4 separate regions of the Homo sapiens genome follow, and regions 1, 2 and 4 are each linked to region 3. A link is a loop called in an ENCODE intact Hi-C map of the cell type or tissue named here. Cell type or tissue: heart left ventricle. All regions are shown on one strand. Region 1 has its middle 24 kb from the start of LINC00598. Region 2 has its middle 57 kb from the start of LINC00598. Region 3 overlaps LINC00598 (long intergenic non-protein coding RNA 598). Region 4 overlaps FOXO1 (forkhead box O1).

Region 1 (2,500 bases), 63 kb after region 3:
AGGGCCATTACTGTAGATGAGCCATCCTTACCACCCATACAGCAATGGACCAATTTGGAAGGAGCCACTGGTCAGCTTTATACTTAGAAGACAGTTACAAGAGGAGCAACAGAGAGTAGTGACCTTACTGAATGCTCTTTGTACTTATACTCATCCAGGGACCTACGAGGCTGTGAGTAGCCGAAACTGATGTGCTGAAAAGTAGAGCGAAATGGAAATAGATCTGTTATGAGACAGAAGGTCTTATAGCCCAAAATTAACTTACTGCAAACATCCATCTTTGCTCCCAGTCCAAAAGTCATCCAACATAACTCAGCCAATGCCGACGTCCAGAGAATTAACGAGTAGCTGCTAGTTTCTGCTAGATCATTCTTTATCAGAACATAATTCTGTAAGCCCCCTGTTAAATTTTCAGAATCCTAAAGGGAGGGAGCCTATCTCCTCTATCTTTACATTCCAGTTCTTAGCACAAATGGCTGGTATAGAGCAAGCTCACCATAGATATTTGCAACATGAGTTGAGGAAAAGCAAACATCATCCTCCTGAGCTTAGTGTTCTCAGGAATCCCCAAGCTTTTGAAGAATGGAGGAATGACCTTCTAACTCCAGTCACATCATGACTAGAGATGAATGTTCAGCACACACAGGAACACACAGATACACACACACACACACACACACTCCCTCCATGACACCCCATTGTTTCCCTAAACCAGAGTCAAGTACTAGGATGCAGGCTTTCTGGAATGCACCTCCCTGGAATTCCCAGCCTATGTTGATTCTATGAGTAACCATCAGACACTGGCTACCACTATCTGTCATCAGATAATATCCTTTTCCTCCCACTAGCCAACTGGATTTTGAACCTGAAATACCCTTAGAAGGATATTTTCATTTTAGTTCGTAGTCTGGCTGCAGCCTCAGCCAGGCAGGCGGGCAGGATACAAGGGTCACCACACATTCCTGCTGGCTCTGGAAGGCAGAGCCATGGCCTGTCACCCTCAGGGCCTTGCCAGCCAAGATCCACCCATCTCAACAGCATTCTTCTTTCCAAGGGCCTCTCTCTCCAGCCAACTTCCTCTTCAACCTATTATTCTGAGGCACTTGGCTCTCCCTTGTTCCTGTGGGGTAGCCTAAGTGGGTGGCTACTTTTTACATGTCACAAAATTGCACTTGGTTTTCTACCATCTGGCCTTCTCCAATACACTGGCTATATGTTCTGGTTTGCTACTCTCTCTCCAGTGTGATTTACAAATTTCTTTCCCGAATGTGCTTTCCAGATACGAGGCTCCAGTGTGGAGAAACAGGTGTAGACTTCTTGTCAAAACTGCCAAAGGCTAACACCACTGACAGGCAAGTGTCTCCTCACTCCCCAGGGACTCCGCACCCTTGGAATGGAACAAGGAGGAAAGCTATAACTGGGTCCCCTAGAGCACAGACTCAGGACTGGGGCCCATTTCGCTGGGGTTCTGGGGTGACTAGATTCATACCTCTTCATTAATTTGATTGCCAAGAATTCAAGAGTGTATCCATTACTTCTTTTCAAAGATTTTATCTTCTTTATCTGTTACTGCTTTTATGATTGAATTTTTTGTTACAGATTACTTGTTAATATCTGAATATTTCTATGGATTTCCTATGGAAAGATATGAAAATAATTCTTTCTGCGGTGCATTTACAGTTTCGTAGGCTGCATTATCAAGTATATACTGGACAAGAGACAGCTTATATTTTGACAAGGCATTGATGACAGTTGAATCTTCAGCTTAAAATTTTACATATCTGATGATGGGAAGAATTTGTCACAGAATAGCTTCTGGCCCCTTCCATGTCAAACCTTGATCATCTTCTATTACCCACACACTTCTGGTGCCAGGTCCTTAAATGCCTGTTCACCTCAGCTCAGTCATGGAACTGGTTGAGTCAGCACAATCGGCATTAGAAGCATTTCTGTAAACTACTCACACGAGTGGCTACAAATAGTTAACTATACACAGAAGCAACTGTGAACCTCATAAATATATACCTCTAATCCAAACTAAATGTCTGCTTGACTCCGCTTCCCTTATTCTGATCCCAAAAATGCCTGCAGTCACCAATTCAAGAAGGGAGTATATTGGAGAGGAAATCGCACTAGAAAGAGACTGTGGTCTTAACCAATTATAGATCATTTATCTTACTTGTATAAATTTTACAAAAACCTATAAGCATGTGAACAGTTTACTGGACCCTCACATGGCTGTGAAGGTGAAGGAGCCTGAGCCGAGGCTTTGATTATCTTTATTGGAAATCCACTCTGTCAATCAGAACAGATGTAGCTGATGAGCAATCAGCTCCATTACCCGGCACCTACTGGCTGAACAAGCATCCCTGAATGTTGACTGCTAACGTTCATAAACATCTGTACGTGTTTATGACTAAACACTAGGTTCTCACTCTAACTTGTTTTAAGTTCTGTTTTGCCATCCTTTTCTTTCATTATATGTTATTGCAGCCTTGAT
Region 2 (2,500 bases), 96 kb after region 3:
TCATGGCTCACTGTATCCTGGACCTCCTGGGCTCACACAATCCTCCTTCCTCAGCTCCCAAGTAGCTAAGACTACAGGCACGTGCCCCCACACCTGGCTCTTTTTTTTTTTCTTTCTTTCTTTCTTTTTTTTTTTTTTTTTTTTTTTTTTTTTTTTTTTTGTAGAGAGGGGGTTTCGCTATGTTTCCCAGGCTGGTCTCTAATTCCTGACCTCAAGTGATCCGCCCACCTTGGCCTCCCAAAGCGCTGGGGTTACAGGCGTGAGGTTACAGGCCAAGCCCTTAAATTATTCAAAGCTAAAGTTCTACTCCCAAGACCCCAAGGTTAACCGAAGTCCAGAAGTCCTCCGGTACCTGAAATACCTCACAGCTGCTAGGCTTTATGGCTGTTGTCAGACTGTTCAAACACAAACAGAGCCAAATATCCTGCCAGCCAGCACGGACCTGCTCCCAAGAATCATGTGTTATGGTTTCCATCACACCCAGCCATCAAGTCCTGTTTGAGCTTGTCATCCCTGCAAGCCATGTGACTGCTGGCACCTACCTGGGTCACATTTGCCTCTTCCCTTGGGACACAGCTTTTTGCAAAAAGGCCATAGCCACTTGCTAGGATGAGTCAGAAGTTCCTCAAATCTCCTGACACAACTCAGGGGCAAAGAGAAAGGGACAGCAAACAGGCCCAGCAGGGGCTGTCTAGCCATGACATAAGAAGCCAGCACATATCTTTAGAGGAGCGTTCAGCTCCGAATCCCAACCTGCTTCACAAACACCTGGGGCAAACTCCAGAGATGGCATTTCCACTGGCAATGACAGGAATCGGGCCAAACACCACACATCCCCCTGGACACTCTTGACGTTCAATACATTCACAGAAGCTTCCTTGACCACTCCTGGGCCCTGTGACCCTATCAGGCCAAGGAGCTGGTTCACAGAAAGTGAAAGATTCTGACAAGCAGAGTATTTTCCCTCTGAGCAGGTGTGGTTCCTCACTGAAACAGGAATCCTCTTTATTCCACAAGCGAGACACAGAACAAACAGTGCCCCAGGCCGGAGAACTGAGGCCAGACCTGCTTCCCAGGTGACCCCGGTGTCCACAAAATAAATGCCCCTGTAGGATGGGGATCATCCGCCTGCCTCTTTGCACACACTAGTCTCCTGGCCATTCTCCTGCGAAGGCCTCAACCTCCCAAAGCCCTTTAAAAGATAACATTTTTTCCATCCCCTTTTAATTATCTTGAGCCAATGGGGACAGGTTCAGACTCTGTCCCTGATTACTTTGATGGGTAAATCCCCTGCTGCTCGGCTGAGGAGGGCTCTCAGTAACCTCAGTCCAGCCATCCAGCTCCCCACAGCCCCGCCGCCAGGAAGAGCCTGGCTCCACAACCCCGTGCCAGGCCCTTGACTTCCAGCCAAGCGTACCCACTCACTCTTTTCCTGTGCTTTCCTGATTTTTAAAAGAGCTGGCACGGGGGCTCATGCTTGTAATCCTGGCACTTTGGGAGGCCAAGACCAGAGGATCTCTTGAGCCCAGGAGTTCGAGACCAGCCTGGCCAACATAGAGAGACTCCCATCTCTGCAAAACAATTAAAATAGAAAGATTATTGGGTGGGTGCAGCATACCAATATGGCACATGTATACATATGTAACAAACCCACACATTGTGCACATGTACCCTAGAACTTAAAGTATAATAATAATAATAATAATATATATATAAAAGATTATTGGGGCCAGACGTGGTGATTCATGCCTGTAATCCCAGCACTTTGGGAAGCTGAGGCAGGCAGATCATCTGAGGTCAGGAGTTCGAGACAAGCCTGGCCAACATGGTGAAACCCCATTTCTACTAAAAATACAAAAATCATCCAAGTGTGGTGGTGGGCTCCTGTAGTCCCAGCTACTTGGGAGGCTGAGGCAGGAGAATTGCTTGAACCCAGGAGGCAGAGATTGCAGCGAGTTGAGATCACGCCACTGCATTCCAGCCTGGGCAACAGAGCGAGACTCCCTCTCAAAAAAAAAAAAAAGATTATTGGGTGTGGTGGTGCGTACCTGTAATGCCAGACACTTGGGAGGCTGGGGCAGGAGAATCCATTGAGTGCAGGAGTTTGAGTCTGCAGTGAGCCATGACAGTGACACTGAACTCCAGCTGGGGCAACAGAGTGAGACTCTGTCTTGGGGAAAAAAAAAGTAGGAAAGAGAGTTTTTACATACCCTTCATCCAGCTTCTCCTACTGTTAATGACTTACATACTGATAGTACAATAATCAAAACCAAGAAATTAACTCTGGTATGATACTGTTACCTATACTTGGATTTCACCAGATTCTCCACTAATGTCTTCTTTTTCTGTTTCAAGATCCAATCCAGGATCCTTTGCTGCATTTATCCTCATGTGCTCTGCAAGCTGAGACAGTTCCTCTGTGTTTTCTTGTCCTTCAGGACCTTGACAATTTGTAAGAGTCCTAGTCAGATATTTTGTAGGATATCCCTTAACTTGGGTT
Region 3 (2,500 bases):
ACAAGTAACTTGTTGACATGGGATTGAGACCCAGGGTCACCAGCCCCAAGAATCATGCTGGCAACATTTACTCGGGTGTTTTGGAGCATCTTTCTAACACATTCTGGTAATATGGGACAACACTATAGATGGAAATCTCTTGTTCTAATGGTTCCTTTTAATTGAAGTGTTTCAATTTTCTGTGGATAAAGGAGGCAATTGGCCATCCCAGGCTGTTTTCTGCTCCCATTTCCCCTCTTTGCCCCCATAGGCAATGTCAACTCCTCAAACAGCCTCCCAGGTCAGAAGGGCATCAGACCCCATCAAACTCCAAGGGAAGGAGAAGGCTGTAGGAAAGAAAAGGAAAGTAGGTGAAGAAAACATGCTCATTTTATTGTGCGAAAGGGGAATTGCCAACGTAACATTCTGCTTTTCTGAGTGAGCATTTTGATCATCTTAGATGGACTGGAGCAAGCCAGGTTTCATTGATAAAAATCGCAACAGCCTCCTCCTGAGGGATATGGAATATCTCAAGCTATTTGTGAGATTCTATCACTATCAGATTTCTCTGTGCCCAGTGGGAATGAAAGTCTAAAACGCATTCCTGTCTCTGTCTCTCAAATAAACATTTTCCAAACATCCAAGAAACAGAGCATGTTAAGATCTTAAACTAGAGAATCCCATGAATGCTGTCTGCCCAAGACCGAGGAACAAGATCTATGTAAAAAGGGGGAAAGGGATTACTCCCCAAACAGGAGATTTTAGACACTATTAGAGGTCTTGAGGCATACCTAAACATATGAGCCAAACGGCGTCATAGGAAAAAAGGCTTCTGCTAGAAAGTACTTGCAGGCCATAACAAATTAGGTGATTCCCGTGAAAGAGATTAACCTTTGGTATCAAGTTGATTGAAGTCTCAGATGGCACTAGCCGCTGGCCATTCATCCCATCTCGTACTCAGAGGGTGCCAGCACTGACAGGCTCTGGAGGTCAGACCAGGGCAGGACACAGGTGGAAGCCTGCCAAGGCTTACCAAAGGGCTGGCAAGCAACTCGATATGGGAACTGGAGCTTTCCTTTTGAGTTTCCTGAGCCCTGGGCCTGTAAGTATCCTTTGCAGATAAAGGGTCCTAACCATTAAATGCATACCAACATGTTTTCACCATCACAGATAATGGCTTCACCATCTAAATGCTTTTAAAAATTAGCATGATGTTGTGGCTCCTTGTCCTTACTAAGGAGTTTATACCAGGAAAAAAGTGTGGTAATAACTGTGTACATACAGATGTCCTTTGACATAATGGGCCAATTCCATCAGTTTAATATTATACAGTAGTTCCCAAATCGCACTGAATAAAGGTGAGAGAGGCTGGCTATGAAGAATCACATCAATACGATCTTTGAGGCAGATTTGGCCCTGTTATCTATGTGCAAACATGAACACAGAGTCTTCTAAATTTTGCTTTTGTTTGATTGCCTTCCTATAAAGAAAAAAATTATCCAACATGATTAACCTTTGTTTGTAAAAATATATAAATAAATAAATTTTCCCTCGCTTTTGCTAAATAGTTAGAAGAGTAAGTTTGCAAATTAACACTTTAGCAAGACTCTGAATCAATCTCAAAGAAGGCTCTACTTAAGGATGGTTCTAATACATCTCAAGTCCAATGTGTGGTTGATTCCCTGCCATATGCTCTGAGTTTTATCAGGCTCAATGAGAAATACCAGTGCTTGCTACACAGAGATTTCTAATGCACCCTCACTTCTGGCAATAGTCTGGAATTTACTTCAGTTGATTTAAAGAATTTGTGAACAAGAATTTTATCTGAATTGTCATCACCTTGGAGCAACTGGTCAGGCTGAAAAGGTGTCCTGAATGGGGCTAGACACGTCAGCGAGACCTGCCAGGTGTCTCGTCACTCAGCACGGCCACTTCCTAATAGTAACAGGATCAGCCCTGGGGACTTGCTGATGGGCAGCATGGCAGGATGACCCCAGCCATCTCCACATGCACTCTGATAAGGACTGGCAGGTTAAATAAGGGCATATGCTGCATGCTGCTCCATCAGCACCTCCACTTGGCTCCTTCTCAGCCCAGGAGTTAGAATTTGTTGATGTAACCCACACCATGGGAAGAATGAAAACTCAAGCAGCAAAGCCCGTGTTAAGATGCCTTTTGTCGGGAAAAAAAAAAAAAAGGCAGTTTATGCCTCCAGCTGCTGCATTCAGGGACCAGTTAACAATGGGAGACAGCAGAGAGAGCTGGGTAAAGATGGGAACAACACAGAGGAAAGGGTTTGTGAGCAACTGGGAAACATCTTCTTGTCATCTTCAGCCCAGTGACATCTTTCCCTGCAGCAGAAAATGAGAAGGGTTAAACACCCCCTCTCGTTAATGCTGTAACAGGCATCCACAGGCATCACATGGACATTTTATAGAGTGCATTTACATGGCATGGGATCTCCTGACTCCCACTTTGACACCAACTAGTGCAATGGTAAATGGGAAAAAAATGATAAGCG
Region 4 (2,500 bases), 120 kb after region 3:
ACTGTCTCCTGTTCCCAAGAATCCCCACCTTCCTCCACACCCAAGATCTACCCTCACCTCGAGACACGCTGTGAGGAGGGCCAGGGGCTTAGAGTAGGTACAAGAATCCCTAAAAGAGGCCAGGGAGTACATTTCCCTCCCATCCTATTGCATTCCCCTAAGATCCCCAAATTCCTATGGGAAGGCGCCACACACACACATGTATGCTCACAGAGCCACAGCCTTGTCTGCTGTACCCACCAACCCCAGCCGAACCGAGTTCTTAATTCCTCCTTAAGATCAGCAGGCCCGCACTTGGGGTAGCACTGGAATGCAGCCCTGCAGTCTGACCCTGACATTTTCTATACACTGGAAGTCCAGGCATTTGCACAATATTCCATCATGACAGTTTTGTTCTTTGAACACAATAGACACACAGATAAGCTCCGATGAAATCTCTGGAGGAGAGGAAGCTTGACTCCTGTCCCTGTCACATTTAGTTAATGATAAAGGGGGAAGAAAGATCTTCCCAGATAGAAGCTTCCTGGTTGTTGCATTGACTTGGGGAGAGGGGGTGAAGCTCTCTAACATTCATGATAAGCCTGTCAGATCACTGGCAAGCCCAGCTGGGGGTCATTTTTAAAAAGACTGCAGGAGACATAATAAGGAAATCTTTAAAACATTCAAGAAGCGTTCACTAACTCAGGTGGGACATATACTAATTTAGACTTTAAAAAAAAAAAAGCCACAGCAGTCTCCTACTTATCAAAACATCATATTACATATTTTTCTAAGAGGACATTTCAGGTCGCTCTTTGAGTAACAGAGCTGTTTCCTAACTTTGCCAACAATTAAAATTTTTTCCGAACAGGAAAAGGTTTGCTGTGCAGGACTTGTTACATAAATTCCTGTTTTTCACACAGCCAGCGGGACATTAAAGAAGCTACGGTTTCTAGGGGGTGGGGTTTGAAAAGGTAAATTTTGTAAAAATGTGTTGCTATTAACGACGTTGTGTCTGCACTCCCCTACTGGCCACAGGAGAGGCTGGATGGAAGAGCAGTTCACCAGAAGGACTTCGCAGCAGAGCCGCGTGAGACTGCTGGGCTCTGAAATATTATGCCCTTGAACTCTCAACAAATATTACCTGAGGACAGAGGCAGGATGTCAGGACAGAGGTTCATGCCCTGTCAATCACTTGCCCAAATCCAGCGTTTCTACATGACGGCACTAGAGAAACACAAGCCAGCCAATCTCCTCTCCACTAGCTTGTTTCTCTGCAGCCCCACTCACAAGCCTCTGCACACACCCCATCTGCCATCTGCATGCCTGGCCACCCCAAGCAGTGCAGCATGTGCTTCCTGGGAAGCCTGACCCAATGAGCTCCACAGATGGGGGAGTCGGGGAACCCCGACATGGTGTAGTCGGGGAACCCCGACATGGTGTACTTGCTTGTTCAACCTGCTCTGCTGGCTGTTCTATGTTCAGATTCTGAGTTCCTTAAAGAGCAAATGGGCTAAAGCTTGTCTTTAATTTCTAATATCATAGCCTCAATAACTGTTTGTTGCTTGACCCCCAAAAAAATTACAAGGAAGATATGGTGTCTTACACAATACACATCTTTTAACCATCCATTTGAGTACCAATTCATGTCAACTAACATTTACTGGAAACTATTTTGTGGAAGGAGTAGCGAAAGACATGAAGGAATGAGACACAGAACATGCCCTCCAGAAGCTTTTGATCTACCTGGGGAGAAAATAAGTACACGTAAAGAGCCACTTAATAGGATGACACAACCCATAGACTGTCCAGGAACACGGACCTTTTCTCTCCAAAGGCTGCCACCCTGCCCTCCATGCCCCAGCTTCTGTCTCAGCCCAACTGGCCCCTCCAGAAGCATTTCTTGATGACCTCATCCCATCCTGCAGCTCTAACATGGGACCTTACTTACTCACCCCTCTTTATGATTCCACTATGTCTGATCCCTGGGGCGGTGGGGGGGCATGCCTGACTTCCCACTACACTGTGAGCTGCTCAAGTGAGCACAGGGACCTTTGTCTGTCTTCTTGTACACTGTATCCTCACAGCACCAACACCATAGGGGCACTCAAGTATCTGTTGAACAGATTAGTATTTCCTACATTTACAAAGTTGGTGCAAAGATTAAATGAGATAGTATGCGTGGAAAGGCTTACCTTAATCTCTATTAGCTAATGTTACTGTTATCACTACTGGCATAATAGCATCCATAAAATAACATATGTCTGTGTTTTACAGACCTATGTATGTCATAAACATTAGTCTTATTTCTTTATAACCACACACTGCACTGCTCTCACTTAACATGAGGCTTTTTTATATGTTAATTACTGGAAAGATTGACTGGTTTGGGAAAAACAGTTCATTTTTCTCTTGACACTAGATATTGCCTCAGAACTGATTCAAATACTAAGGTGAGGCTGTCAGTGCCCTGGTCAGCCAATGTCACTAGAATATTTAAGTCTTCTCAAGGTGCTGCAGC

Evidence for each region. Peaks named below come from ENCODE experiments on the same cell type or tissue, not always from the same donor. Only the 100,000 strongest peaks of a DNase experiment are listed, where the experiment ranks them.
Region 1: a loop joins it to region 3, with 1.9 times the contacts of the local background. A loop is called at or near these places in 3 of 110 quality-filtered maps.
Region 2: a loop joins it to region 3, with 2.6 times the contacts of the local background. A loop is called at or near these places in 3 of 110 quality-filtered maps.
Region 4: a loop joins it to region 3, with 1.8 times the contacts of the local background. A loop is called at or near these places in 3 of 110 quality-filtered maps.

What each region holds. Positions count from the first base shown.
Region 1 is chr13:40,503,489-40,505,988 of GRCh38, forward strand. No RefSeq gene overlaps it. Among named protein-coding and RNA genes, the nearest start is that of LINC00598, 24 kb to the left of the region's middle. In heart left ventricle, no CTCF peak of the experiment used is centred here; no DNase peak of the experiment used is centred here.
Region 2 is chr13:40,536,310-40,538,809 of GRCh38, forward strand. No RefSeq gene overlaps it. Among named protein-coding and RNA genes, the nearest start is that of LINC00598, 57 kb to the left of the region's middle. RefSeq lists a silencer at 1,263-1,557. In heart left ventricle, no CTCF peak of the experiment used is centred here; no DNase peak of the experiment used is centred here.
Region 3 is chr13:40,440,490-40,442,989 of GRCh38, forward strand. The region is part of intron 6 of LINC00598 (long intergenic non-protein coding RNA 598); the gene reads right to left. Among named protein-coding and RNA genes, the nearest start is that of LINC00598, 39 kb to the right of the region's middle. In heart left ventricle, no CTCF peak of the experiment used is centred here; DNase peaks (open chromatin) are centred at 972 and 1,892; H3K27ac peaks cover 1,461 bases.
Region 4 is chr13:40,563,572-40,566,071 of GRCh38, forward strand. All of the region lies in intron 1 of FOXO1 (forkhead box O1), which reads right to left. Among named protein-coding and RNA genes, the nearest start is that of LINC00598, 84 kb to the left of the region's middle. RefSeq lists enhancers at 1-510, 1,393-1,482. In heart left ventricle, CTCF peaks have their summits at 1,012 and 1,211; no DNase peak of the experiment used is centred here; H3K27ac peaks cover 1,258 bases.